2 separate regions of the Mus musculus genome follow, and region 1 is linked to region 2. The links are chromatin loops, found by intact Hi-C in ENCODE. Cell type or tissue: heart. All regions are shown on one strand. Each heading gives the region's core, and the rest is flanking DNA. Links, peaks and the distances in the headings are about the cores only. Region 1 overlaps Hapln1 (hyaluronan and proteoglycan link protein 1). Region 2 overlaps Atp6ap1l (ATPase, H+ transporting, lysosomal accessory protein 1-like).

Region 1 (15,678 bases), core at 5,213-13,212, 1.3 Mb after region 2:
TCAGTGTAGTGTCCTTAATGCTCTTCTTAAGAGCAGGGCAAGAGCAATACAACAGTTAAATGTAGCTCTGGTGCTACCTACCATGAGCTGAAAAATACCATGAAATCTAACTTTTACATCTTTGTACATTATCAGGATTTTTTTGTGTGTGTGTGTGTGTGTGTGTGTGAATAGAGATCCAGAAGTAAAGAAGGGAAGATTCACAATTTATGACAATGGGTAGAATGCTTATAAATGAATAACTAGAAAAATGGCCAAAATTACGGAAAGCAAAACAAAAGACTGTCTCAAAAATGACACAGAAATAGTAGATAAGATCATTAAAATCATATTATGTCTATACTACAAATGTAGACAGTAGAGAAATTACTGAACATGTTATAAAGAAGCACAGAATAGACATTCACAAAGGACCTTGATAAAATATTTAAATATGTGAATTACATTTTCTGAGATGAAAGTTTTCCTGAGATTAATTGCAGGTTAAACAACTCATGATAAAAGATTAGTGAAGTGGAACCTTACATCTGAAATGACCTAAGACACTGAAACCGGAGTGCACAATACAAGGGAAATGGAGAACTCTGCTCTGAGACACCAAGTGGTGGGATAAATATGTATCTATTATCTTAAAGGAAAAGAGCTAAGAGGGGCAAGAAGATTTCTGGATGAAAAATATAACATGAATAAAAACAATCATCATTGAGGAAAAATACAAACACATATTCAAGGAGCTTAGGAAATCTCAAATACTAAGAAAATTTAGCCACAGGACATAATAATTGAAACTTTCAAAAGAAAAAAGAACTCTGAAGAGAGAATGTGAAGCAAACAATAGAGTTGATATAACTTTATAAAGCAGTAGGGATGAAGGCAGATTTCTTACCTGAAGCAAAACAAGTAAGATGAAAGTGGAGAGTGGTTTTTTGTTTTTTTTGTTTTTTTTTTTGTTGTTTTTTTTTGTTTTTTGTTTTTTGTTTGTTTGTTTGTTTTTAAACCAGCAAAAGAAAAGAATTGTCCATCTGGAATTCTTCGGCAGGCACATAAATAACCCAACCAAAGTAAAGACCATATAAAGATGTTGTCAGGGATGCAAATCAACAACTCAATGGCTGACACTTCAATAGGTATTTTAAAATGGTCATTGTCTAAGGGAAATAGTACTAATGCAACCTGGACTAACAGAAGTTATGAGGAAACTAAATATAGTAACTATGTGTGTGAAGTATTCTATAATCCTGTACAAATCTTTAAAATAATAATTGATGCATACCCACAAATTATCTAGGCATTGCTGTATTTATAATGCATTTAAAACTAAATCTCACAATGACACACGCACCCAGGCTAAGCAATCAGTGTACATGAAGAAGCATTATATTGTCTGGAAGCCAACTAACTGTGAGTTGTATGCTCTAAGTCCAAATGTTACCAGTCACAATATGCAATAATAATATGAAAATACATAAAAAGAAATGTAACATTTAAGTGGTGCTAAGATTATTTCAAAGGAAGACTGGAGTTATCTGGGTAAATGAGGAAGGAACACAAAGAATAGCAGCAGAGAGGATTCACAAACAGCCCTATCAATGCATACATTAAATGTAAATTGTCCAAAATTGCTAGTAAAAGTGCAGAGACTGTCACATTGAATTTGAAGGAAAGGCTCAGAAATATGCCCATATAAAATTAAAAAGGCACAAATAAATAACAGGTAAATGGATGGAAAGTATGTATCACATTAACCGCAGTTTTCAGGAAGCTAGGGGGATTACATTAAAATTAAACAGTAGATTTCAGAAGGAAAACTATGAGAGTGGGTATTTACTTATGATAAGGAGATAGGTTCCTTGGACAGCAGTACAGCATGCTGTCCTAGCAATAGAAGTTCATGACGCAGAACACTGTAAGTAGGGCTTAAGCTGTTTCCTGATCAATAAGTGATTATTCACACAGAGAAAAATTAGTGAATATGTAGAAAATGTGAGCACTGCAAGTCACTTTGCATAATTAATTTGTACAGAGCATTCTCGAATACATTGACAAAATACATAATCTTTCCAATATGTTCTAGGCCATAAAAAAGGAGTAATGTAAAATATTTCAAGCATGCAAAATGTACTGACTGATCACAGAACTGTGTTTAAGATCAATAAAAAAGACGTACTTAGAATATCTGCAGTTTGGAGAACTTAAAGAATATAGATTAAAAAAAAATCCAATGTCAAAGAATGGAGTCAAAGGTCCTGTAATGATTTTGAACTGACCATGGGTACACTGTATACAGGGTTAGGGAGATGCCTCAGTTGGTAAGTGCCTGCCATATAAATATGAGAATTTGAATTTGCTTCCCCAGAGCTCACACAAATCTGTGGTATGTGAGCACATGCCTGCAACCCCAGCACTGGGTGGGAGGGGTGCACTCTCTGTAGGTGTATCCTTGGAGCTATGGGCCTGTAGAGCTAGCCATATCTATTAGTTTCAGGCTCAGTAGGAAACTGTGTCAACAAATCAAAAGATGGAGTGTGATTGATTACATGTGCACACAAATAACACAATACACACGCACACACACACACACACACACACACACACACACACAATAAAAAAAAGAAGAAAAACAGAATATCTTTGATTTCTGTCCTAATCTTATTCTTCTTTCAGTGTAGCACTCCCAAAGGACATAAGACAAGAAACAACCTCATAATCAGAATTTTATAAATCAATGAAGAAGGGCATTTCCATTGGGGACTGCAGCACAAGATGAATAAAACAGCTTGAAATAATTTAGTGGACATAAAATACCAATAAAAATGGGACTCACTCCAGCTGGATGCCAGCTAGGGTGCCTGGAGGAAAAGCTCTCAGCAGGAGCCCGGTGTTCTGGGGATGATGGAGTGGCAGGGAGTCCACTTGGGAAGCAGTGGACAAGTGTGGAATCAGGGGACAAGAAAGGCATTCTGAAAGTTGAATTCTCGGAACCTTTTTGATGAATTTGCTTTTGCCTGAGTTCCCAATGTTTATCTGTCAGTGACTTAAAGGAACCATTGTCAGATATCCTATACAAAAATAAACTCTGCCCATGGAGATGGCTGATCAGGTAAAGAGTTTCTGGGCAAGCCTGAAACCCTGGAAAGTGTGGAAAGAGAGAAGAAACTCCATAGAATTGTCTGACCTGTGCATAAACACCGTGGTACCTGAACTCCACCCCCCCTCCCCCCACACACACAAGTACCACAGACACACATCTATGGGCATACAAATAGTACTAATAAATAAAAACTTAAGGAGAATAAGCTTCTCAATGTTTATTTTCTATTTTTGATTTAGAATAACTTTAGATTGCACTTTTAAAACAGATGTGAGAGTCTGAAGATGCATTTAGAATTTTTCCTGGCTATGGCTAAGACCACCCAGCAGCTGGAAGCAGACAGCCAGAAGCAGGCTGCCACCATAAGTGTCTCCGTCTAGGATCTTCCTGAGCAAGGCTCCTAGGCATCCTTCCACCTTGAAGACTGAGAGAAAGCAGGTTTGGTAGGTAAATCATACCTGGATAAGGTCACATCAATGCGCTGATTTGGGGCCGTTAGTAAGGTGTAAAGAAAAGCTTGTTTTCTAAGCAATAATTTGCTACTCATTTTCTCTGGAGTCTCTCACTATGGGACAACTTAATGATGTTTCCGATTTGTCAGGAGTTGTGGTGTTCCATGCCTGAGGGCTGATTTCTTAATACTTGATGATCATCTTATTTAAATTTTGTAGTTCTACTGTCTCTGACATTTGGGAAATCATAACCTATTATTTCTTATAGAATTATTTCTGTTCCTGCCCCATCTACCATTTTTTTTTCCTTTTGAGAAGCCAATGTCTACATGCTTCATGTTTTAACCCCTCCCACAGTCCATTGTATCTTTCATGATTTCCTCCATATAAGCAAATCTAGCTATGTTTGTTCAGACTTATTTTTCCAGTTTTCTAATCATTGCCTTAATATGTCTAAAACTGTGGACTGAATTTGTAACTTTAGTTGTTACTTATTTTTCAGCTTTAGACTTTTCAAGTCATCTTACTTATGTTTTTTAATCTTGTATTTTGATACCTAATTTATTAAATTTATCACATAAAGCTCTCATCTAATAACTGCAGTATTTAGACCTTCTAAGGGTCTATTTCTGTATTCTACTTTGGTAGTTTGACTTTTGATCATTTAAACATTCCTGTTGGGGCAGTGTGTGATTATAGATGAGGCTTGGACAAAAACCTACAGCCAGGTCCCTCAGAACTTTCAATGTGTGATAAATTATTTGTTCCCAATTTTCATTACAAGATGCTGGTGAGATTTATGTGTGAAACTATCGTCATACTTACATTTCATAAAGATTGCTCTTACTGCGACATGAGAGACTGAGTTAGAACCAAGAATGGAGAAACTGATCCCAATGGATAAGGTTTTCAGGAATTCAATCAGAAGGCTGCGAGATGTAGGGTGAAATTTATGCTGGTGGTGACAGAAAAGGCGTGCACACTGGGAGATGCTTGAGGGACTGCACCACCAGGGTGAGTCCCAAGCTTTTGTCCTTAGCAGCTGAGTGGAGATAAAACAGTATTGTTTACTAATGGAGCTAGATTGGGGATTTCAAATTGAGGAAAAAAAGTGAAAGAGTTCCCTTAGACTTGATGAGTTTGAAATGCCTGAGTTTTCCTAGCAGAGATGGTTAGATAGGTGAAAGGGGTGTAATTTATGGGAGTCAATGGATGCACACATAAGACTGTGAAGAGTGAGGGCAAACTGTCTGAGTAGAGTCCATTAGAAAACAGATAGCCCATAAATAATTAAGTCAGTGGATGCCACACTTAGGAAAGAATAATACTGGTCTTGTGGAATTAATTCTTTATGAGACTCAGTTGTTGGATAAAACAGCAAGCTGTTCTGCTGACTCCCTCTCTGGCTTCTTGAAGTCTCACCAGATTGTCCTTTTTTTTTTTTCCCATATACTCTTGGGTCCATCCACTGGAAGGACCCTTAGCAGATCTGGACAGAAACTGGTACTGAAATCTTGCAACCTGATAGCTTTGAATTAATACATTTTCTTTCTCTTCAAGTTCAAGCCTCTAATTTTGTTACAGCAACAGGAAATGATCAAAATGTTGGCTCTATAGGAAAGGAATTTGATTAGTAGATAGACTGTAGAAAAGACAGGGGGCTCTACGCCTTGGTGGGGGCTTTGGTGGGGGCAGGTGTCAGCATTTCCAAGATTCTCTAGTTATCTGCTTTCCAGTGGCCTTTCTGTCAAAAGAATGGCAGTGGGAAGAAGGGAGATCCCCCTTCCTTTTTTTGTATTGTCAAACAAAAATTCAAGCACGATTAAATTCTAATAAGAAGGGATGAGCAAAGTCTGAGACATTGAAGATGCAAGAGAGGGAAGTCAAATCAACAGAAAGTTCTCCGAGATGACTAGAAGAAATAGATTATACAGCTCAGGAAACAACAATCTTATCCTCTTAAGATCAAATGGATCTTCAAAATTGTCTTATTATAATTAATGGGAAAATGTAAGGGTAGAGTCCAGGTGCTAGTTTTGATGTGAAGGTGTGTGAGGGCTTCTTTGCGTGGACACTGTTTTCAGCATGAATCAGATAGAGGCTTGGACATTTGCAGTTTGACCATAAGAAAAAGTGTGTGTGTGCGTGTGTGTCTGTGTGTGTCTCTCTGTGTGTGTCTGTGTGTCTCTGTGTGTGTCTGTGTCGTGTGTCTGTGTGTCTGTGTGTGTCTGTGTGCATGTGTGAAAAGTATATTTTAAATAAATATGATCAGTCTGCATCACAGCGTCATTTGGAAACCTGATTCCTTGAAGCTACATAGCTTAAATCTCTTCAGTATGAATTACCACTTTATTGGCGTAGTTTTAAGGAAAAGGATGGCAAACCATGATGAAAAATAATTTGTCTGGCAGATCCCTTTGCCGGCAATAGGCTAAGGATGCAAAGAATGCTGGTTAGCATGATTAACAACGCAGAAGGAAGGAAGTGGGAGGAGGGAATGAGCTGAGGGTCTTCGAAGTCTGAATGTCAGCTTCAGTCACTCTGAACCAGTAGTTAAGAACTCTGAATATTCTTGCCTAAGTGGCTGAAACTATGATCATTTTAAACTTATATATTAATAAAATGCCCTCTGGGACATTTTTTGTTTATATCTCTTTTTGTTTCAAAGGTGTTGCTATCTTGATTTAGGAAATGAATGAGGACTGGCTAAAAAAATGAAGTAAGGAGATCAATTCTGAGATTATTGAGTTCACAAAACTTAAGTAAATCTGTGTTAACAGTCAGCTAGCCTGAAAATTAAAGCAAATTCATCTATTCTCTATAAATTCATCTATTCTCTATAAATTCATCTATTCTCTATAAATTCATCTATTTTCTATAAATTCAAATTAAAATGATAAAATGAGTATCTTAAAAAAACTCAAAAAGTATTTGAGTTATGTTCTTGGTGCTTTCCTGGTACTGTAGTTCATGGCATTTGGGGGAAAAGTGAAACTTACTAGTCACAGATGAGGCAGTATTGATCAAGCAAGCTATTAACCATTTGTTGTACTGGGCAATTCCTACAAGAACCACAGGGTGGCAGCAAAACAGGAAAACAAACAAACGAAAAAGAAAAAACAAGGGACAAATGCTCTTCTAGATCTGCCTGTTAGAACATTTGGGTTTATACTTCTTGTACCTTTTATATTTTTATGAATGTATCATCTTCTTATGGTCATTCTGGTCACATAATTATTTCTGACTTGCAAAAACTGGAAATGTGAACACTAGTTAATACACACTAAATGTTTTCTGTAAATTTATGTCTTAATGTGTTACAATTTGACAATTTTATTTGAATCAAGTATTTGTTTGTTTGAGAAAGTGTGTTGTTATGTAGTCCAGGCTTACCTCGAACTCACGGTCTTCCTGCCTTAGCTGTCCTAAGACCAAGGATAACAAGCAGAGGCTACCATGCCTGTTTGTTTACTTAATTTCAATATAATATTCTCATTAGTAAAAACTAAGTTTAGTTCTGGAGGGTGGGTGATCTAAGCATTAGCTTAGCATATACAATGTTTTTATTCACAGAAATAGACACACACACACACACACACACACATGCACACACACACACATACACACACACATGCACACACACATGCACACACACATGCACACACACACACATGCACACACACACACACACGCACACACACACACATGCACACACACATGCACACACACACACATGCACACACACACACATGCACACACACACACACATGCACACACACACACACATGCACACACACACACACACATGCACACACACATACACATGCACACATGCACACACACACACGCACACACGCACACACACACACACACGCACACACACACACACATGCACACACACATGCACACACACACACGCACACACGCACACACAGGGGAGGGGGAGAGAGCAGAACATTCAGTTAAACTTGAATCTCGGATGCACAAGATATTTTTGTTCCATACAATTTTCAGACATGCTTACATTAAAATTGTTCAATTATTCATGGTCGTATATCTGGTAATTCATTGGGTGAAGAATTAGAAAGAAATATAATTTGTTGAGAAGACAAGAGAAATTAAGCATATGGACTCTAAATTTGACTTAAAACAGAAGTCTTGAGAATCCAGGAACTAGTGAATGGGCTGCTGAGTGTCCTTGACCTACACTCCGTCCTGTGGGCAATTTATACATACGTCAAAGTAAACACTGTGGGTATGGTAAATCAAATACTCTGGTGAATTACCATCTGTGCCACACATGGATTGCTGATTTTTAAACAACAGAATGCAACAACGTATATTTAAAGTTGGATGAAATTGAATAAATAGCTACGATGCAGGCATTTTGAGGTCTTATTCAGAGTTATCATTATGACAATCTGTCATTAGAGCATCAAGGCTTGGAAATGCCACTTTAATTTCATTTAATTCAGCAAAAATGTCTGGCATCTTGTCTGTGCAGAGGGTTGATGGGGACTGCGAGATGCAGGGAATGATGGAACGATGCTGTTACTGGTGTATTTTTATAAAAACAGGGCTAGCTATGGTTTGGTGGGAGGGGGTACCTCAGCCGGTCTATGCTGAGGTATCCCTCTACCTGAGGTACAAGCTATACTAGCATAGTATATAGTGTATAGTACTCTAGTATAGAATAGAGGTTATTTGGGGACACGGAAAATGGGAAGGGGAGTTAAGGCAGTAGAGGCAGAAAAAGAGAGGGGACAGAGAAGGACAGTGTGTGTGTGTGTGTGTGTGTGTGTGAGAGAGAGAGAGAGAGAGAGAGAGAGAGAGAGAGAGAGAGAGAGAGAGAGAGAGATGGAGGGATGGGGAGGGAAAGAATGGCCAGGAAAATGTGGAGGGCTGGGGGGCGGGGGGAGAGGAGAGAGAAAGGGGAATGGAGGGCAGGGGAGAGAAGGGACAGAGAGTCAGAAAGAGTCAGAGAGGCCAAACAGTCCCTTTTATAGCAAGCCAGGCCTACCTGGCTGTTGCTAGGTAACTGTTGGGGGGAGCATAGAAGGAATGTCAACAATTCCTCAACTGGAGGAACATTTACAGTGGATAAGAGAGAAGCCAAAGCTAAAAGGATACATGCAGCCCAGGTCGTGGATGAGCAGCAGGAGGCTTTCCTCACATTTGTGAGGCCGTGGGTTCAAACCTCAGAATCCAAACAAGCATGACACAGTCTACATGGCAGAAGTCTCTCTACCAGTCGTTCCCCCCCCCCCCCCCCGGGATTTAGCTTTCCCTTGCATCCTGAACGTGCTCTCCATCTTTCCTCTAAATGACTTAAAAAAAATTAGCAGTTTAATGCTAAAGGTTCAAAATCTCCATTTCCAGCCTGACTTCTGCCAGTGACATACATATTGATTCAGTTTGCCTGTCCCCAGAGGCATTTCCTAAATTCCACTCACTATTTTCACCAAGAATTTTTTATTGTCTCCTCCTATGGTCATTTTTTCTTGAATGCTCTCATCCTCCTAGAATTCTCTCCCTAACCCTGTCAGTGCTCCCTCTAGTGAACCCGCCACTGCACCCCTACTGCACTCCCCACTGTACCCTCTACTGTACCTTGTAGTGCTCCCTCTACTGTATCCTCTCCTGCATCTTCTACTGCATCCTCTTCTGTACCCTCTCCTGCACCCTCTACTGTATCCTCTCCTGCATGTTCTACTGCATCCTCTTCTGTACCCTCTCCTACACCCTCTCCTGCACCTTTTAGGGCAAAGAACTCTGAACTGATTCCTTACTTTCAGTACTGTTTTTTATTTGTTTGCTATCTTCCTTGTTCTTTTATTGTTTTTGTTTTTGATGGTAGTGTTAGATCTTATCCAGGGCCTCCCAACTGCCAGGAAAGTGCTCTGACACCAACCTTCTATTCCCATCCCCAGCCCCACTCCCTGTTGTGTTTGTTGTTGTTGTTTTTTGATTTAGAGATTTGTTGAAATTATTTAGATATTTATTGAAAGTTAAGCTCATTTATTTTTAAAATTCATTCAAAAATGGAATTGACTGCTATAATAATTATTTGAATCTGAGGAGAATTTATGAATTTGGCAGTGATGGAAAAGAAGATCAAGAGAGGACTGGATACTGAAGGTTGGGCATTGTCCCTGTTGAGCCCTCCAGTGGGTGCTACTCAGAGTCAGGTATTGTATGGCCCAGATAGGTGGGTAAGAAAGGTCAGTGAGTTTGCTCCTCTAGGTTCTAAAGAGTGCTGGCTCAGAACAGCGTCTTAGAGGAACGCCAAACTACTGTGACATGCTCTAACAAGTATTAAAAAAAAAAAATCTGTAACCTCTAGTGCAGAAGCTCTGATGCCATCTTCTGGCTGCTGCAGGCACTGCAGAAATATGCAGACCTGCATGCAGGCAAAAATCATACACATAAACTTTTCAAAATGAATTTAAATTAATTCAAGATACATAATAAAATATATATCTTATGTTAATCAAGCCTAATTTTGTAAAGGCAAGGCAGAGTTTTACTGTGATATTTATTTATTTATTTAGAAAATGTATTTTCACATTCAAATATATCAGTGTGACACATTTTCTAAATCAATTGTACCTAATACTAAAACTTGGCAGATCTGATCATTTTTGGCTGTGAACCAAATTTTCAACATGATGGCTGCTTTGCATTCTATCTCTTATGTTCCAGCTTCCTGACTCTGTGGAGTTTATTATATACTAAACCTTGAATCTACTATATTTACTACCATCTCTACTCACTACAGCTGGACCTACAGCACACAAATATCTGAGTACTCCCTCTGTCACTGGGTCACAATCAAAGCTCTGCTTTGAAGGGTAAAGAACTGAAAGGGTAATGACAAAGTGAGCAGGGATTCCCAGCACCAAGGGTTTTGGATGCCTTGGGGGTAGAAGTGGAGACATCTCTGCCTCAACTTGCTGGAAGAGCTGATCTGGCTCAACTCAAGGCATCCAGTGGTCACCAGGAGGCAGAGTTCTTTGAGGTCTTACAAACAGGCCTTGAGGGAACTCTCACAAGGAACAGTGACAACTCAGAGATTGAAGACTCTGAAATTATCCCCTTCAGGGCAAGCAAGAGATGCCTCCAGATGCTTTAAATTCTTTCACTTAAAGCAAAACATTTACTTTAAGAGATAAAGGGCTTGAACTGTAGATGCATGAGTAGAACTCATTCATTCTTAGATGTGGCGAAGAAGTCAGTCAACTAGATAAACAACTGATACCCGGGGAGTGGGAGTGCGGAGAGCATTGATCTCAGTTTCGGGTAGTTTACAAGGGGCTGCAAAGTTTGGATAAGTGCAATGAAGGAGACATAGAGACAGGGGAAGGCAAGTCCCACTTCTTTGGTAGGTTGCAGTTGTGATTCATGATATATGTCACCTGCCTTCTCCACTTATTTGAGAATGCCTTGCACTAATTACTGTGTAGCACCTAGCATGAGACATGCCTGGTGCAAACCATAAGCACTAAATCTTCCTTGCTCAGTTTGATTTTAGTTGTAAACTAGAAGGCAGCCCGGGTGCGCAGATGCAAGTTTGCTTTTTTTCTGTTAGTCTGAACAACATACTGTCAGAAACCCAGGCCTGCTGGGGTGCAGGGTATCATGACTATTTTCTGAGATGTAACTGTGCCCACACTACCAAGTGCCACAGTCCTCATCACCTCTGCTAATTAAAATGGAAACAACTTTTAAAGATACAGCTTCAAAATTGACTCTATCAGAAGTAGGTGTCTAGATCTTTTGGGCTTGTTTCTATTATTCAAAATATACTTCAGGATTCTGTAATGCTTTAGGCCCAGTACCATCAATTTCAACATTCTAATTATTTTTATGATGGATTTTCCTCATGTAAAGTATGAGACAGAGTTATGGTATATGATGCTGCTACAATGCCTGATATAGCTAGTACTCAGTAAAGTTTTCTGAATGAAAAGATGGATGCTTGAAAGAGGTGACCCTCAAAACAAGAACAAGAAAGAGTCATGTATGTAATATGAAGACTGAGTCTTCATATACATGTATACTTCATATACACATATATATATAAGACTGTAGAAATGATTCAATTTAATTGGAGTTTCCAGGAACTTTAGAACTAGCAGGTAGAAGGGAATATTTTGTTATCCTGATGGAACAGAGTCCAGTCTTTTTCTAATTTATTTTTATTTTATGGCCGTTTGTTTTGTTTTACAAAGAGCCTCTTAGTGTAGCAATGTGCTTGCCTAGCATGAGTAAGAGCCAGAGTTTAATTTTCAGTGTCATAGAGAGACAAAAGCAAGCAAGCATGCAAACAAGCAAGCAAGCAAACGAACAGATCTTAAAAGAGGTGCGGTATCATTTGGCATTAAAAGCAAACAAACAAACAAACAAAACACCTAAAACCAAACCAAAATAAGCCAAAACAAAACCAAAAAACCAAAAGCTTGGCTTTCTTTGGGAACCATTGCTAGGAATCTTAATTCCAAAATTCACCTTCTCGATCCCCTCGAGTGCGTCAAGACATCATCCAGAATTTTGAACACACAAGCCAGCTCCAGCCCCATCACACCACTTCAGAGAGTTGCTCCAAATTCCCTCATAGGATTGTGTCTGCCCAGCACCCTGAAGTCACCAGTAGACTTCAGAACTGTAACTGCTTTGTAATTCCTGAGGGAACGTCTACTACACTCAGGGTAGCAGACTTTCAGACCGTCTCTTCCCAGCACTCACAGAGTAAAGAGAAGATTTATTCTCTATCGAATGGTGGCCATGTAAAGTATTGATATTATTTTTGTCTTATGGAAAATGACCCATTGCTGGCAAGACTAAGGAAAGACATCTCGATTTACATGAGCGAGGGCCCTGGTTCTCCATTCATCGCTGTTAAACTTAGACTACAATTTGGTGACATTCATGAAAGAGGACTTAGTGAGTGGGTAGTTTTTGTCACTGTGTGGGTCCCAGGGCCAAACAAGGAAAAACAGGAAACCCAAACCCGGAACTCCTGAACAGGAGGGTTCTTATTTCGTGAAGGCAGGCCTGACTAACTTGTCTAGTGCATCTTCGCTGCTCAGCACGGGACACATTCATCAGATTATTTTTTTTTCTAATGAGGCACTATACTTTTCAATTGGAATTTACAACTCATCTTTATTAATTTCCATCTACCATTAGGTTGTATATCTTGCACAGAACCTATGTGAGTAATAATTCATAATAATTCTTAGAGAAAAGGTGTTTTGACTTAGGAGTACCCAGAATGGACCTCCAATGATAGCCTACTGCCTCTGTCAAACCGTGTTTTTGCATGCAAACACACTTGTTGAGGAAGATTTTTTTTTCTATCATATGAACCTCACAAAAGCAAAGTCTCTGTTTTAAAATTTCATGTGACCCATGTGTACAGGGGAAAAATTCAGGTGACAGCAGATGCTGGCAAGGATGTGGAGAAAAAGGAACACTCCTCCATTGCTGGTGGGATTGCAAGCTGGTACAACCACTTTGGAAATCAGTATGGCACTTCCTCAGAAAACTGGACATAGTACTACCTGAGGATCCAGCTATACCACTTCTGGGCATATATCCAGAAGATGCTCTAACATGTAATAAGGACACATGCTCCACTACATTCATAGCAGCCTTATTTATAATAGTCAGAAGCTGGAAAGAACCCAGATGTCATTCAGCAGAGGAATGGATACAGAAAATGTGGTACATTTACACAATGGAGTACTACCCAGTAATTAAAAATGATGAATTCATGAAGTTCTTTGGCAAATGGATGGATCTAGAAATCATCATCCTGAGTGAGGTAACCCAATCACAAGAGAACACACATGGTATGCACTCACTGATAAGTGGATATTAGCCTAGAAGTTCGGAATAGCCAAGATACATTTCACAGACCACATGAAACTTAAGAAGGAAGACAAAAGTGTGGGTGCTTCACTCCTTCTTAGAAGAGGGAAGAAAATACTCAAGGGAAGCAATATGGAAACAAAGTGTGGAGCAGAGACTGAAGGAAAGGCCATCCAGTGACTGTCCCACCTGGGGATCCATCCCATATACAACCATCAAACCAAGACACTATTGTGGATGCCAACACGTGATTGCTGACTGAAGCCTGATGTAGCTATCTCCTGAGAGGCTCTGCTAGTGTCTGATAATTACAGAAGTGGATGCTCACAGCCATCCAATGGACTGAGCACAGGGTCCCCAATGGAGGAGCTAGAGAAAGGACCTAAGGAGTTGAAGGGGTTTGCAGCCCCATAGGAGAAACAACAATATGAACCAACCAGCATCCCCATATCTCCCAGGAACTAAACCACCAACGAAAGAGTACACATGGAGGAACTCAAGGCTCCAGACACATATGTAACATATGTAAGGCTCCAGACACATATGTAGCAGAGGAGAGCCTTGTGGGACATCAATGAGAGGAGAGGCCCTTGGCTCTGTGCCCCAGTGTAGGAAAATGCCAGGGCAGGAAGCAGGAGTGTGTGGGTTAGTGGACAGAGGAAATGGGGATGGGATATGGGGGGGGGTTGGAGGGGAAATGAGGAAAGGGGATAAAATTTGAAATGTAAATAAAGAAAAGATGTAATAAAAAACTGATGTTGGGAAAAAATTTCATGTGACCGATAAGGATGGATCAACTTGTTCTTCTTCTTTTTTTTTTTAATTACGTATTTTCCTCAATTACATTTCCAATGCTATCCCAAAAGTCCCCCACACCTTCCCCCCCACTCCCCTACCCACCCATTCCCATTTTTTGGCCCTGGCGTTCCCCTGTACTGGGGCATATAAAGTTTGCCTGACCAATGGGCTTCTCTTTCCATTGATGGCCGACTAGGCCATCTTTTGATACATATGCAGCTAGAGACAAAAGCTCTGGGGTACTGGTTAGTTCATAATGTTGTTATAGTAATTATTAGTGTTTAAGAGAATCTCATAAAATATATCTTATACCTAAAACTATATTGGATATTCTTGTCAATTTATTTAAAAACATAAAGATTATTCAGTAAAATGCACTGGTGTCTCTGTTACCCTTTAGACCAGCAGTTCCCTATCTAGACAGACTTAGTAACAAGAAAATATACAAAAATTTGTTTCTATTTGAGAAACTAATTTAGGACAATTATCTTTCTACCTTCCCTTGAACTGTATAATGATATATCTTTACATTAGATGTGAGTTGTGTAATTAAACTATCTCCTCTATAAGGCAAAGAGCTGACAGCTAATAAGCAATGGAGAGTAAAGTGATTTGAAATGTAACCTCAATTACATTTCCACTAGGAATTCCACTGGTAATTCACTAAACTGCTCAGACAGACCTTGACTTTTAATCTACATACAAATTAACCTTGTTTTGATTTCTATTCTTAGTATCCACTCCCCAGTCTGTCACTTAGTTAAGGGTAAAATGTATCAACCAAACAAACTAGTCAATTTTTATGTAATTGACCCCCAAACCAGTGAATTTATAGAGGCTGGTAAGAAAGCCTTCTGTATAAGTCCACTAGGTGGCGATAAGGGACCATGCTTCACCCTAACTTACAGACTCTTCCATTCATACAGTAAATGAAGAGCTGTGATATTAATTTATACCATCGTGCCCTCGCTACATCTAATATTTGTTTAATCAGCTGTTTCCTCTAATCCTGCTCAGACAATATTGATTAAAATCTCTAGCATAGTCATATTCTGTTGTTTTTTTTTTTTTGTCTCTTACTTCCTTTAACATTTTGTTACCTTTTGAATGACAGAGTAAGTAAATTTAAATGACATAGACTAAGTGATGTGGTTAGTAGTAATGACTGTAGGTAGTTTAGAAATTAATTGGAAGCAACAGAAGGTTGTGATGTAAAAAAAAAATTGTTTCCAAATTTGCCCTTGGTTGCTACTGGAATTTTAATTGGTGGGATACCATTAATCTTCAAACTGTAATCTGGAAAAATATATGTCTGGGATAAAAGGAAATGAATACTGGTATTTTCTGAAGGGATCCCTCTCCTGAATATGATCTGTGTTCATCTTTACGAAGATGAAGACAGTCCAATGTCTTTAGGAAATACCAGTACTCCACACCAAAAAGTCTAAAAGAGAGGACTGTTCA
Region 2 (15,678 bases), core at 4,655-12,654:
AAGGCTAGAGATGGTGAGGTCTACACATCTGGTGGTCATCCCAGTGGCTCTCCAATAGGTCATATGAAATCAGGCTGAACAAGGCTATGAAACTTATTGGACTTCCACTGGGGTTCTAAGGCGTCTTTAAAAGAGATTCACTCCCAACTTCCTCTTGGTCTTATCTCACAGGGTTAAACAGATGAGGACATCCAAGTATAGGCTCCAAAGGACTTGTCAGGTACTGTTCAAAGCAGTGGCCCTTTCTCCTTAATACCAACAACAAGCCCAATGGAGTGCTGCCTAACCACACACTGGAGAGGCCACGGGGCTTTCTGCTTCCTTTAAAATAAGATTTAAGATTACCTTACTTTTTAATTTATGTGATGTGTCTCTCTGTGTGCAGGTGTGTGTTCAGGTGCCTGCAGAGGTGACAAGAGTGTGCTGAATCCCCTGAGCCATGATATAGGTGCTGGGACCTGAACTCAAGTCCTTTGGAAGAGCGTCAAGTGCTCTCTCTGAACTGAGGAGTCCTTCCTCCAGCCTCGTGTCTTGGTTTTTATAGTGCATAAGCCAGGTATTGAGCAGGCATGGATATATTATCTTCCTAGTCACCATCCTAGAAATAGACTCAAGTGTGATCCCGGGGTAAGCAGCCCCCATCTCCTGCAGCCTGGTTCACGTGAGTTTGCAGGCAGCCTGGGTGTACCCACACCCAGAGAGTAGGCCAGGGTCTTCTTCCCAGGATGTGAGGGGTTTCTGTTCCAGCTGGTAAGACCTCTGGATGGTGATTCCTCTGAGTTCTGTAAAATAATGGCTGCCTTTGCCATGCCTTTGTGTCTGAGAGAACCAGAGGAGGAGTTGCCAAAAGAACAGAGAAACTCAAGTGAAGGCATAACCATGTGAGGTCAGAAGCCCAGACTGAAAAAAATATGACCATATTTTTGCTTTTGGAAACAAAGCGTTCAGGGAGAGGCAATTTGGCAGACAGATTTGCTGTGGAGGTCTTTTTAAATAGTGAAAACCCTGCAAATAGAATACAATGCCTGCATCTGTGTGTATTTTGAGGCTGGACATTTATAGTGCAAAGAATTCAGAATCTGTTTTAAATGTGTAAGAACTGGGCACGGCGTGAAATCTTTTTTTCTACTCTTGCTCTGGGTTGTATTATCCATTTTTGTGTTCTTAGTTAGTGGTATGGCACCCGATACCTGCAGCATCCTCACTAACCAAATGGTGAATTAGCTAGGTTGAGATCGGGCCGTAGGCTCTTTGCTCCAAAGCGTGGTTTTGAGTTTCAGTGGGAACCAAGCCCACGGGGCAGAAGCCCCTGGCGGGTTGCGTCTGGATGACTTGGAGTGGCTTCGCTCTGAGGCTTAGCTCATTGGTGCAGAACAAGCCTGTGAGTGACCAAGCCAGTGTGGTCCCTTGGAAGAGCTACAGAGATTTTTGTCCACACCCGGCATACGTTATCAATCTCAGTTATATGATTTGCCTTGTGGTCACCACACGCCTTCCACGTAAGCAGTTTACGGTAGGGTTCAGTGAGGCCAATGATGTTTCCGTTCCTTGGAAGCAGGTCAAGCTGCTGACGTCACAGGGCGCTGACTTCCGCTCCCCATGCTATTTGATTTTGCTCTTTGGTTTCTGAAGGCACACTAAGGTGTTCTGATTTTTATTTTACATCTTAGATATTTTATTGATATAGTGGCAGCCTTCTTTGTACATGTAAATTTCTCATATTTTCCCATTATAACCACTTGCTCATCATTTTTATATTTCTAACCTTACAGAAATATAGTGAAGAATAATAACTTGTATATATTCAAGTGTATCATGCAATCACTTGCCATATATAGAGGTACACATGTAATATCATCACCACAACCAAGACCATAAACACTTTCATCATGCCTCAAATATGCTTGTTACCCATTGTAATCTATCATCTGGGTCACTCCCACCTCCTGAGGGAACCACTGTTTATTTAAGTATAGTCATATAGTATGCTCTTTTTTTAAAGTGTGGCTTCTTTCACTTAATATAATGACTTAGGCAATCTTCTATGATCAGTGCAATGCTCTTTTTCATTGCCAAGTAATATTCCAATGTATGGCTATATGGCAACTTAATTATCTGTTGACCCATTGATGATAGAACTTTGCTGCTCTCATTTATGTAACTTTTAAGATAGTTATGAACATTCTTGCACAAGTCATTGTGGCAGAATGTATTTTTTGTCATTATTTTTCCATGTAGGAGTAGAAAGGCCAAACCATATCATATAGGCATAATTAACAGTCTATGAAACTGCTAAATTTTAATTTAAAAAACTTTTGGGTCATACACTTTGGGGACTATAAGGGATAGGGAAGGGGGGAGAGGGAGGATAGCCAGTGCCCATCCAGAGTTCCTCCTATGCTCTGAGCAGGCGGGAGGGCTGCCAGACGCTTTCCACTTGGTCCCAGGTGGGCATCTAAGCCTCTGACCCACTCGACAGGGGGTGGACAAGGGGCAGTCTCTGGCCCAGGGCAACACCCTGTGCCCCGGAGTTATGGGAGAGAGGGCTGAGGGAGAGAAGTTTCCACACAGGCGAAAGTAAGTGCAGATGAACAGAGACTGTCTATGGTTTTAGAGCTTTATTATAGAAAGGCAGGGGGAAAGAGAGAAGATAGAAAAGAGAGAGGCCAGCATGGCCAAGAGGAAAGAAGGAGGAAAGGAGAGAGAGAGAGAGAGAGAGAGAGAAAGAAGAAGAAGAAGAAGAAGAAGAAGAAGAAGAAGAAGAAGAAGAAGAAGAAGAAGAAGAAGAAGAAGAAGAAGAAGAAGAAGAAGAAGAAAGGCTAGAGAATAAGAGGGAGAGAGAGGAAGAGAGAGGAGAGGAGAAGACAAAGAGGAGAGAGGAGTGAGAGAGCGAGGAGAGCCAAACAGCCCCTTTTAAAGTATGCTGCTATCTTTTCTGTTGCTAGGTAACTGGGGAGGAGTTTAGCTTGAAGGTCAGAAGCTTGGGACATTGCCTATGTGACTACTAGCCATGCTTCTCTTATGGGGGCTTGGGGGGGGGTAACTTCTACAGGAACCAGAGTTCCAGGAGCATGAGGGAACACCTATCGTGCCATGTAGGTGAATTATCACCACCGGTCCCCGGGGTTCAACATCTCAGCTGGACTGGAGACCAGACTGTCTTTGTATAGTCCAATGCCCAACAACACACTGTAGCAAGGCTAGCTTTGAATGTACTACATATGGCCTTAGCTCATGGCAATACTGCTGCCTCAGTTTCCCCAGTGATGGTATTATAGAAGTGCAACATCGTGCCTGGCTCCAAACTTTAAAAAAAGAGAGCCCCTGATTTTGAGACAGGGTCTCTTATATTTAAAGTTGGCTTCAGATTTGCTCTGTAGTTGAGGCTGGCCTTGAACACCTGATCCTTTCACCTCTACTTTCTGAGTGGGCGAGCACCACCAACCCATTCTGCCTTTCCCACTTGCTTCGTGTCTTCATCAGTGTGAAACTGAGAAGAAAGTCCTTCTGAAAGTTTTTCTGTGGTTAATACTTTCTGAAAAAAATTCACAGGCCTTGGGCTAAAGGATAAGCTTTGGAGTGGGTAAGACAGTTACATCCTTAGGGCAATGTGTCTGCACCACAAAGAGCTGGAGAGCCAAAGGGACACATCCTCCTGCTGGAGACATTTATGAGACACGATCTAGATGCACAGCCATTCATGTCCTTCATGGCAAGCCAGCTGCTTCTGTCCAGAGGTTGATTAAAATTCTTCCACTTACCTCCTGGATAGCAGCCCAGGGTCGTCTCTCTCTCTTCCCAAGGAGAATCTGCCAACACTAAGGGACCAGACACTTTTCTGTCATATTCAGGAGGAGAGGAAAAAGCCACCAACTCTCCACATGAACTCTGGACTCCTGACTTCCACTACAAACCCCAGATCCCAGTAAGGGTGAAATGAGGTCTGACTGTCATCATGCTACCCAGGGGGTGGACTGCGCCAAGAGACCTGATGCTGTGGCTCCCGAGGGAAAGGTTAATCTGTTTTTGACTCAGGGAAGCTAGTATTTACTTTCAGAAACATGTGCACAAATATGGGTCCCAAAGTTGTGAGCTACCTTTGTAAGACACTGTAATCATTCTGTTTGCTGTTCTATGGTGTGTGAATTTGTTTTTATTTTATGGTTAACTAATGCCTAATGATGCTGAGCATATTTTAAATTTTATTATTTTTGATTCTCTGTCTCTGTCTATCTCTGTCTCTGTCTCTCTCTCTCTCTTTGTGTACACAAGAGTAAATGCCCTCAGAGACCAGAGGCATGAGACCCCTGGTGTTGGGGGCGGTGACAGGTACTTTTGAGCCTTGATTTGTGACTCTGTCCTTTGGCTCTCAGTGCTGGTGTCACACGCATGCACCACCAGTCAGAGCTCTGGTTTGATTTCTTTCTTTTTCTCTTTTCTTCACTTTTGTATATTTTACTTGTTTTTTATCTTTTTATTTTCTTAATGGGTTCATTTGAGAAGTAAAACTTATTTATTGTAATAAAAATCCAGTTTATCATCATGTTTTATGGCTCCTGCATTACCTATCCAAGGCTGTATACATATTCTAGGTTTCTGATATAAATTTTGGTTTTAGGTGTCACATTGAGTTCCATGACCTGTTCTGAAGTTTTTTTTTTTTTTTTTTTGAGTGTCTGTGAGGAGTCAATTATTCCTAATAATAAAGTTTTGATTACAGTTATTTATTTGATATCTCTCTGTCTCTCTGTCTCTGTCTCTCTTTCTCTGTGTATGTGTGTGTGTGTGTGTGTGTACAGGTGTGCTCTTGTGCCTACTCACATGTAGGTGTGTGTGTGTGCTCATGACATAGTGCCTGTGTGGAGGTAAGAGGAGAACTTCCAGGAGTCAGTTTCCTCCTTCCACCAGATCACAGGTCATCGGGCTTGGAGGCAGGTGATCCCACCAGCTGAGCCATCTTGCCCTCTGAGCCATTCCTGTTTTGATGAACGCTATTGTTTCCATTTTCTTAGGTTGTCTTTAAAGTTTGGTGATGATGAAGATCCCAAGGATATTGACATACGGTAGGTAGCATTATAGTTTTAGCATGCCAGATATAGTATTCTCTGTTTAATTTACTCACTCTCCTGTGAGTGTCAAGGGCCAGGCCTGTGCTCATCCTGGAACACATTAGATTCCATGTCTAAGCACACTGAGAGGTCAGTGGCCGTGTCTGATGAGATCCTGTAGGAATGCTTACTACACACAAAGTCCAAACGTGTCTCAGGGCTCTCAGAAATCAGCAGGAAAGGGAGTCTGTAGGAAAGTTTTTATTATCATCATCACCATCATCGCCATCATCACCATCATCACCATTATCACATCACCACCATCACCACCACCACCTCCATCATCACCATCACTATTGATTTCTTTTTAAACTACCACCTAAACACTTGTACTCCTCATGTTCTCCAGTGAGGGGTTTAAGAGGACATGAACCTGGGAATCTGGTCCTTTCCCCAGAACAAAGAGTAATGCAGAAGGGCCCAGTAGGCTTCAGGCTCTGTTTTAAGGTGATTCATTGTAGCTTCTTATGAGACTCGCACTATTGGACTACCATGAAGAGATCTTTGCTGTCCGAATGCCCCAGTAAGACAGTCAGTAAAGGCCTCCGTTTTTCACTGTTTATGAAAGCTGCATCTACAGATAGTGGTTTATCTTGGTAGCCAGTAAGCAACAAACTCAAAAGCAAAAACTGTTCATCATGTGCTGGGTAGCACGTCCCTCTAATCCTAGCACGCAGGCAGATATTGTCAGCTTGAGGCCAGCCTGGTAAACAATGAATTACAGACAAACCAATGCTACACAGTAAGACCCTGTTTCAATATTTTTTTTGAATAAAAAAAAATCTGTATTTTCCAGCAGTTGGTGATCAAGACATTTGAGGGCATAATTTCCGCCGCCCCCCCCCCCCCCCAGTGCACTCAATGTAGGCAGAAGGACCTGAGTTCCCATGTTAAACCTTTGTTAAAAATAGCTGGGTATGGCGGTTGCTTATAACCCCAGTACTGGGAAAGTGGGGACAGGTAGGCCTGTGGGTGTCACTGGCCATATAGGACAATGAGAGCTCTGTCTTAAAAAATAATAAAAAAATAAAAATGAAAAGAGGTGGGCAGCTCCCGATGAACAGTACCTGAGGTTGTTTTCAGGTCTCACACGAATGCGCACACATGCACATGCGCACACAGACCAGGACTTCCCTTCTTACAGGATGAACTTTTTAATGAGATGAGCACATGTGTGTTCATCAGGGGATGCTAAGGCAGGCACTCTCTCCTCTCCGGAGCTCTGTTCTGTGGTACGCATTGGCCATGTAGAAATACTTATGAGTCTCCAATAAAAGTTTCTGTATTCAGGCTTGTTTGAGAGTGACTACACACCCCACCTTTCTCTCAAAAACTCACAGCATAACTATTTATTCAAACACCCCAAAAGATAAGTTTTTAAGGAAAACTGCCTTCTTATAACTAATTCAGTGTATCTGGGTTTGACCACGAACAGCTTTGTCCCTCAGGACAACTGCCCCCATACCATAGGATGCTAGTGCTTCACAGAGCATAAACTAGAACATGCACACTACCATCCTTCAGAGAAATATTCTCCTGATTGTTGGTAATTAACCTGAGGCCTTGTGCTTGCTAGATAAGCACTCTAACATTAAGCTACATGCTCAGCCCTTCAAAGAATCTTCATGAGGAAACAGAATCCACTAGGTAACTGTACTGGCTAGTTTTGTGTCAACTTGACACAGCTGGAGTTATCACAGCTGGGACCCACCATCCCTAGGCTGGCAGTCTTGGGTTCTATAAGAGAGCAGGCTGAGCAAGCCAGGGGAAGCAAGCCAGTAAGGAACATCCCTCCATGGCCTCTGCATCAGCTCCTGCTTCCTGACCTGCTTGAGTTCCAGTCCTGACTTCCTTTGGTGATGAATAGCAGTATGGAAGTGTAAGCTGAATAAACCCTTTCCTCCCCAACTTGTTTCTTGGTCATGATGTTTGTTCAGGAATAGAAACCCTGACTAAGACAGTAACCGAACAGATGTGCGCATTTGATTTAGAAACATGAAGCACCTTTGATTTGTAATGGCACTGTTCCCCAACTAGAAAATACCCTTGTAAATTCTCCTCTTTTCCCTCCTCTGCTCCCCCTCCTCCTCTTTTTCCATCTCTCCCTCCTCCCCTCTTCCTCTTCCCCCTCCCCTTCTGCCCCCTCTTCCCCCTCATTTACTCCTCCTCTTCCCCCTCCTTTCCCTCCTCTTCTTTCCCCTTTTCCCCTGCTCCTCCTCCCCATCCTCCTCCCTCTCTTCCTCTCCCTCTTCTTCTCCCCCCTCCTCCCCTCCTTTTCCTTCTCCTCCTCCTCTTCAGGTAGGATAAAGGTATGTGACATTTATATCCATAATCCCTCTATGTCTTACCATTTGAGTCCCTTGCCCAACTTTCATCTGCCTATCCTCTCTCCTTAAAAGCCTTTCTGACCAAAGAGGGCTGTGCTATGGTTGTTTTTTTGTTAACATGACACAAAGCTAGACATAATTGAGCAGAGGGAACCACAAATGAGAAAAGGCACTCTCCTTAAGGGTGGTCTGTGGGCAAGGCTCCTTAGTGATTGATGTGGGAGGGCCCAGCCATCACTGGGCTGGTGGTCCTGGGTTCTACAAGGAAGCAGGCTGAGCAAGCCATGGGGAGCAAGCTAGTAAACAGCATACTTCCACGGCCTCTGCATCAGTTCCTGTCACCAGGTTCCCAACTTGCTAGAGTTCCTGCCTTGATTTACCTCAGTGCTGTGTGGTTATCCGGGAAGTTACCTCCCCAAGTTGATTCATGGTGTTTCTTATCATAGCGTTAGAAACCCCAACTGTAAAGTTTATACTTACTATGCTTAGAAGACCAAAAAGCAAAAAAAAAAAAAAAATGCTTCTAGCACATAAGTCCCTTGTAACTTGCACAAGCTGTACCCTAGCAGTCCCCTCCCCTTTCTCCAGACATTGAAGACTATTCCTAAATTGACTGAGCTTGTAAAATTTGCTGTTCTAGAAAGACGGTGGGCCATAAAACTAGCTGCTCTTCCCGCTTTCATAATCAAACTTGCTTACTCTGCTGAAAAAGATGACTAGGGCAACTGTAAGACATATATTTTAAAATTAGAGCCTGCCTACACAGACAGATGCATGTAGTCTGGTGGGTTTTGACTTTGTAAGCCTTGGCCTGACATGACTAGGGGCTGCATCTTGGGATGGCTCTCAGGTGCAGTCCTGGCCCCACCCTGGGTGTCAGTCCTTAAATGAAAAGACTCTGGTTATCAAAGTATATTTTTGGTCATGGTGAATCTCTAGTGAGCCCAGACCCCTCACCCTAACAGACTGGGCTGACTGCATCCCATCCGTGTCATGGAGAGTATCAACACCCTAGCCTCTACCTAGAATTAGATTGTTCAGAAGTGTTCTTTCTACCTCAGCTCCCAGGACTCTCCATGAACACAAATAGAATAAGGAGAATCCACGAGAACAGAAAGATCAGAAATATTGAGCTATAAGAACAAGAAAATAATTGATAATTCAACCAGTATTTCCAATTACTACCAATGTTCTAAGTCTGTCAGTCTTGAAATTTTCTATGTAATGTCTCATCTTTTAAAATAAAATTATCATGAATACACTATACTTTTTCATGACTAGAGAATGTTCCACGTTAATCGTTAGTGGTGAGGGTGATGGTCTCAGGTTGAATCTGACAGGCAGTTTAAACACAACATAGGAGAGAAACTAGGCAAGTGGTTTTGTCCCCCTAGACTCAATTCCTCATATATGACACTGGGATAATGTAAGAAACCTATTGCTATTATTTTATGACTAATTCTGTGTTAATATACACCTAAGTTTTAATTAAATTTGATAATGAACATAACATGCAATAATATACATACAATTTGATTCTTAGAAAAGAAAATAAAAAAGCGCCCTCCCACTTCGTCCCTGGAGGATTTTTGTATTATTCTTTTTCTTGTTCCCAATCATGTGCCTTCTTACCAACCTGGCTCTGGTTTGGCTCCGGAAAAGCCTCTTCCCAATTCCACAGCCTGACAAAAGAGGGCGCCATTGTACTGTTCACGGATGACGCCCGGCTTGAGACAGTTAAAAAAAAAAAAAAAAAAAAAAAAAAAACGCTCCAGCTAACACTTAATGTTCGATCCTTTTCAGGTTCACCCTAACCAATTACAACAAGCTGGCCAGCCAGAGTTGGTTTAGTTTACACCGCGTCGAGATAATCTTCAACAATTCGGTGCAAGCAACTTTTAACGCAACCGGTATATATGCTCTGTCAACTTACTCCTACCGCTGCCAACGGGTCAGCAGCCTGCGGCGGAATGATGCCCTACTGTTGCTTAGCAGCTCAGATGATGTGACAAGCCTGTGGGAGGTCACGTTTATTGATTTCCAGGTAATAAACTAAAACGCACTCTTTACTTGGTGCCAAAGAAACTCAGTTGAAGTAACCCAAAACAGGACGCTTAAGGAAGAGTGTCCGTGCAGTACCTTTAAGGTAGTGTTGGTTTATTCTGGATCTTCTGAGGTGTGAGATGGAGCAGGGTGGAGAGTTTCTTCTGCCTGAGCCCTCCAGGGCTCGCGTTTACTTTCCTGTTTACCCACTTCCCAGGTACTTATCTAAACCCTAGTGCAGCTGTGGCTGAAGCCCGGTGACTGACATTTCCTGGGCCCAGAGCTCTGTGAGGAGAGCCCTTCTGGGAGTAAACAGCGATCTTATCAGGGCAGATTAGAAGTACATCTGAAGTGGGAAAGACAGTGTTGACAGTTAGCCTGGGAATGGAATCGTCAGCCATCAAAAATAGCCCAGAGAGCTTGAAAACCTGGGAGAAACACATGTGAGCATGACAGGCGCCTTTGCAGTCAGCGTCCCAGCTGAGAGACATTCTCTCAAGTCCCTCTAATCTTGTTTACCTGCGGCCTGTCTTACTCACTGAAGCAGCATGCATGGCATTGCACATCCCTTATAAGGGCATGCATGTTCCCGCTTGTTCTTTATTTACATGGGTGTATAGATTCATGTCTATTTCTCTCAGCTTGGAGGAGGCATAGCGTTGATGAAAGGCCAAGGGAAGATGGGAATAACACGCATTTTGGAGTCAGGCAGATAGGAGTTTAAAATCGCTCCTCTACCACATGGCTAGGTTACTTCACCTTGTCCATATATGTCCTGTCTTCATCCATGTAGAAAGTAGGTGACTTCGTATGTGTGCAATACTCAGGACCATTCCAGGCATGGAATGACAGTGGCACTTATACCAGCATGTGCTAGTGGTTAAGACGGCCCATTTTATGTTATGTACATTTTGTAGCCGAAATAATAAAACAAACACTTGCTCAAAGACCAGGGATGGGGGTTTCGAATGAAGGAAAGGAAGAGAGGTCAGAGGAGGACTTTGCAGCCACCAGGGACGACTGGTTCGCAGACTCACAGGATTTGACTTCTGTGCTGGCTGAGCAAGGCTTTGAGGCTTTGGAGCAGCAGCAGAAGGGAGGAGCACCCCAGTACGTATTCACAGGGCCCCCCCCCCCCCGAGGCCCCAGAGAACTTGCTGTAAGACGCACATCCCTCCTCAGGATTGTGTAACCTGCACGCGTGAAACTGCCTTCCTCACAGTGAATGGCATGCTAGCTTTGTGGAAGCACCAAGAATGTAAACAGAAGCATGGATGCAAGCTCAGGCCAGGGGAGAGGAATGTCCGCAGGAGAGTGCTGTCCACTCTGCAGGTTTGCTGGCATTTCTTGTAGAATAAACATTTGTCCCTTGGTAGGCCCAAGAGAGTGGTTGCAGACCCTAATTCCTTCCATGGTTACCAAAGCCACGAATTCTCAAGCCCCTTATATACAATGGCATGGTATTTGCATATGACCCACATACAGCCTTCTATGGTAGTGACAAGGAAAGAGATAGACAATACCAAAAGCTGTGGAGTCGTATGAAGCCACATGTGTATGAAACCAGGTTTTTCATGTGTAAATTTTATTACCACACGCTTTCTGCTGTGTGACTCCAGGTGAGTTACAGAACTTTCCCGAGCCCCAGGCTCTTCTTTAAGCTACAGTAAAATAGTCACTTGCCCATGGGCTGCTATGAAGACTCTGTTGGGTCAGCAGTATCTGGTATATAAAAAGCCTTCAGTGTGTGCCTCAGTTTGGGTTTTTACCACGCCAGGACTCATGTCCTCCCTGAGAGATGCTTTCCAACCACTCCCTGTCAATGACATCACACACCATACTTACCAAACCCAGAGCTTCCTTGGAGTTAGAGACATAGCAGACATGCTATTTTATATGAATTCAAATAGTTCTAAAAATCAGATTAAAAGAAGTTTCGTTTCAGTTTTAGTTGTCACAGCTGATCCATCCCAGAATGGTTGGTCAGTTTTCTTTGCAAATCAAGTTTCCAGCCAGGGATGATGGCTCCTGTCTATGATTCCAGCACACATGGATCTGAAGCAGGGGAAAGACAGTGAGTTTGAGGCCAGCCTGTGCTATACTGTGAGCTCTCAAAACAGACAAAACTTCATTGTCTGAGTAAGCAGAATCATATTTATCAGATTACGTACTCCAACTATCCTACAATAGGGTGTGAAATGTGTCCTAGCTCCTTTTCTCATTTTCTTGCTACAGTATCCTGATGTAAAGATTATTTAAGGGAGAAACACTTTATTTGACTCACAATTCTAGGTTCCAGCCCATCAGTACAGTAAGTCAAGGCAGCACAAACTTGAAGCAAACAGCTACATCCATAGTCGAGAGCATAGCTGCATGCATACCTAGACCTCAGCTCACTTACTTGGTGTTTATACAGTCTGGGATGTGAGCCTAGGGATGGTGCCACCTGCAGTGGGCTCGATCTTCACACATTATATTTGCATAATCAAGATGTTCCCTTGCCCCTAGACATGCCCACAGAGAATCTGATATAGTCCTTCTCTGACATTCTCTTCTTAGGTGGTTCCAGTTATGGAAAGTTGGTAATGAAAACTAACCACAGCATGTAAAATTTGGTGAATTGGGTCCCAGAACCACTAACACAATGTGAATTGACACTTGGAGGGAATGCATGGGTTTCTTCTTTTCTTTGTGTGCACAGATCCAAGGCTTCTCCATCAAGGGGGCACAGTTTGCTCAGGCCCGAGACTGCAGCTCTTCCTTCTCACCGGCTATTCTGATCGGTCTGGCCATGTCTCTGATTCTGTTGCTGGTGCTGGCCTATGCGTTGCATATGCTCATCTACCTGCGCTATCTGGACCGTCATTATGAGTTTATCACCTCTCCTGACCACTTCCCGTCTCTGAGAGCGTTGGACACAGGAGAGGAGAAGGAACTTCTGGGCAGCCAGGGAGCCGAATGCTATGAGCTAAGGAACCAACAGATCTGCAAAATCTACATTTAACAGCACGAGTTTCTGTCCCCTCACCGAGGCCAAGCCATCTCCGAAAGACTCTGTTCTCTTTTGTGATGTCTGACTTGTGAATTGTTTGATTAAAAAAAGAGAAAAGGAAAAATCTTGGCAACGAGTTGGTTTTTTAGCATTTGTTGACTTTGCTAGGTAGGTCTAGGGCAGTGAAAAAGTATCTCAAGGGATCCCACAGAGGTAAGTACCACTGTTCCCCAAAAGTGCCTGGACATAGTGAAGAAAAAGATGAAGAAAGGGAATGTCCTGGCTAGTTTTATGTCAGCTTGACCCAAGCTATAGTCATTAAGAGGAGGGAACCTCAACTGAGCTGTAGGCAAGAATGTAGAACATTTTTATAATTGGTGATTGATGAGGAGAACCCAGCCCATGGTGAGTGGTGTGGTGCATCCTGGGTTGGTGATCCCGGGTTCTATAAGAATGTAGGCTGAGCAAGTCATGAGGAGCAAGCCAACAGGCAGCACCCTTCCATGGCCTCTGTGTCAACTCCTGCCTGTAGACTCTGGTTCTGTCTGAGTTGCTGCCCTGACTTTTTTCAGGGATGAACACTGATACTGATTTATAGTCATAAAGCAAATAAACATTTCCCTCCTCATCATAGAAACCTTGACATAAGAACCAGAGAAGGGGAGAGAAAGTTGACGGGAAAAGTTCAGATCTTTAAGTCTTTGGAACACAATTTACACTTTTCCCCCAGAAATTATGTTGAACATCATCTTAAAAAGTAGTTTTCTATTTCTCTCTTTCCGAGTGCTCTCTCTGGAAAGCTTTCAGGACAAGGCCTTTGTCATTCAGAAGTAGCACAGCCCATGCTGTGTGGTAGGGGTGATAGTCATGTTCTTGCCATCTGGCTGTGGGCCCAGGTTGGCCTCACTTGTGTGTGGCAGACTTTTGTAGACTATCATGTGAACCTCTGATGAAGAGTGTGCATGCTGTACAACCCACCTTGTGGGACAAGCCCTCTAATTCCCATCCAGCTAGAGTGTGTCCTAACCCCTTTCTTAGTAGAAATTCTGGAGCCACCACATGTGTTCTTACTACCACATTCTTCCTCATGGATCCTCCTTTTCAGGTCTTAGAAGATCTGAAGATTGGCTCATTCTCCATCTCTCCAAAGCTGCAGTGAACTTTCCTTGTGACAGAGCTGGCAAGGTTAAGAAGGGCATTGTATCTCCCTCTCCTGAGTCTGGGCATGACTGAGGCTTACTAAGAACACTCTTCCACCAAACTCAGAATGCACACAAAGGAAAGGACTACAGGAGGCTCTGGTGACAGGACTGTTGTCCACCTTAGGTAACAAGCAGTGGGTAATGAGCCCTGACATTTCTGATGCAACAGTCAGCTGAGCATTTCTTTTGGCTGTGTCATTACTTGCTGAGTGAAAGTTGGGGTCCTAACCTTGTCAAAGTGTGAAAGATGAAAATACTTCATATGAAGCTCCTTTTGTTTGGATATTTGGAGTAGACTTGGTAGTCTGGAGCTAAGATTCCCTGTTCATGTAACTGATTCAACAGAGAGGACTGCAGAAAAGAGACGCTTAGGAAAAAAAAAAAAAAAGGAAACCCAAGATGATCTATCTCTGCTCTAGATTGCTTGAAACCAACAGAATTTCTGTTAATAGTAAAAATGGGGAACTCAGACCAAACAGTTCAGCAGTGACAGCTGGATTTTCACTGTTGTGGCCTTGATTATTCACTGGTGATATGAAAGCTTTTAAATAGGTTATAAGTATATGAAAACTAGGCAGATTACTGCTCTAATTAGGATGCTTTTGAGAGTGAAAAGAAATGTCATTAAAGTTCCATGATAGATGACATGAACAGTGCCAGGGAAACTGGGGTGTACCATCACCCTACGTATTGGCAAACTTACTCTATATGCAGGAAAAGGTGAGCTAGAGATTTTAAATTAAGAGAGAGGCAGGTAGACTGCCTGCATATCATCACCTCTCCCTCCTTTGCTCCAAGTCCAATGCCCTAGTCTCACTCCTAGCTCTGTAGCCGACCACCTGGTACGGCCTTTAGGCCCCCATCTCTTCTCCTCCAATTGTTCTTCCCCCGACTCATCCCATCACCCCAGCCTCCAACTCTAGCAACTTTTCTCTGGGAGCTCAGCAGCCAAGCTTGCCAGAGAAGCAGATAGATGGGCTTCAAATCTTCCCTCTCCCTCCTCTCCTCCAAATCCAATTCCCTAGTGCCATCCCCAGCTCTGTCGCAGACTAGCTATTGCAATCTCTCTTCACTCTCTGCCCCGTTTCCCAACAGATCCTGGTGGAACAATCTTTTTTTTTTCTCTCCTGTGAACTTCAACAGCATCCCTGCCTCTGACTCTAGCCCATTCCCCTTCCTAAGTGTCAGCTCTCAATACCTTGAAACACATTTTATTGGGAAACCCCTTCCTACAGTGACCACACCTATCAGGGTCCCAAAAGAATTATGCACCAGACAACACACAGCCACTATACCTTTCTAAATATCAAAAAGGACAACAAACCAAGAGAAAATAATCCTACCCACTCAAAAAAGATAAGTCCAGATACCAGCACCTAGAATTACAATCATTCCAAACCCAGATGCATAGACACTAGTGAAAAACACAATCAATAATAGGCAGGATAACAAGTCACCAGTAGAGTCCAGCAATTCTACCACAGTAGACGCTGAGAAATGCAACATAAATGTAGCACAAGCAAGGACCTTGAAATAGTTACTAAACATGATAGAGGTCCTTAAATGAAAAAGAATAAACCCTTTAAAGAAATCTATGAAAACACAACAGTGGAAGGAAATAAACAAAACAGTTCAAGATCTGAAAGCAGAAATAGAATCAATAAAGAAAACCCAAACTGAAGGAGATCTGGAAATGAAAATTCAGGAACTCAAACAGGGACTTCAGAGGCAAGCCTTACTAACAGAATACAAGAAATTAAAGAGAGAATTTCAGGTATTGAAAAAAAGATAGATAAATGAGTACCTTAGTCAGAGATAATTTTAAATCTAAAAAAAAGAAAGAAAAAAAATCTGTTGCCTGTGCCCTAGACTACTCTCCGCCTGACCCTACCAGCCTGCTTTTGGGAGTTGGAGGTGAGGTAGAGCAGAGTCAATGGCACAGACTGAGAGCAGGTGAGAAATGCTCTCTGAACACTGCTGCAGAGTCCTTTAGTAACCTCCTCCCC

What was found. Peaks named below come from ENCODE experiments on the same cell type or tissue, not always from the same donor. Only the 100,000 strongest peaks of a DNase experiment are listed, where the experiment ranks them.
Region 1: a loop joins it to region 2, with 10 times the contacts of the local background. A loop is called at or near these places in 12 of 42 quality-filtered maps.

The regions. Positions count from the first base shown.
Region 1 is chr13:89,542,626-89,558,303 of GRCm38, reverse strand. All of the region lies in intron 1 of Hapln1 (hyaluronan and proteoglycan link protein 1), which reads right to left. Among named protein-coding and RNA genes, the nearest start is that of Hapln1, 9.8 kb to the right of the region's middle. In heart, for the core only: CTCF peaks have their summits at 6,617 (motif pointing right) and 9,930 (motif pointing left); no DNase peak of the experiment used is centred there; H3K27ac peaks cover 271 bases.
Region 2 is chr13:90,880,355-90,896,032 of GRCm38, reverse strand. Atp6ap1l (ATPase, H+ transporting, lysosomal accessory protein 1-like) reads left to right here. Exons shown (of 7, transcript NM_001145879.1): 5 at 5,013-5,063; 6 at 9,239-9,479; 7 at 12,180-12,584. The coding sequence ends at 12,482. Among named protein-coding and RNA genes, the nearest start is that of Atp6ap1l, 17 kb to the left of the region's middle. In heart, for the core only: a CTCF peak has its summit at 9,116 (motif pointing right); a DNase peak (open chromatin) is centred at 9,782; H3K4me3 peaks cover 790 bases; H3K27ac peaks cover 4,310 bases.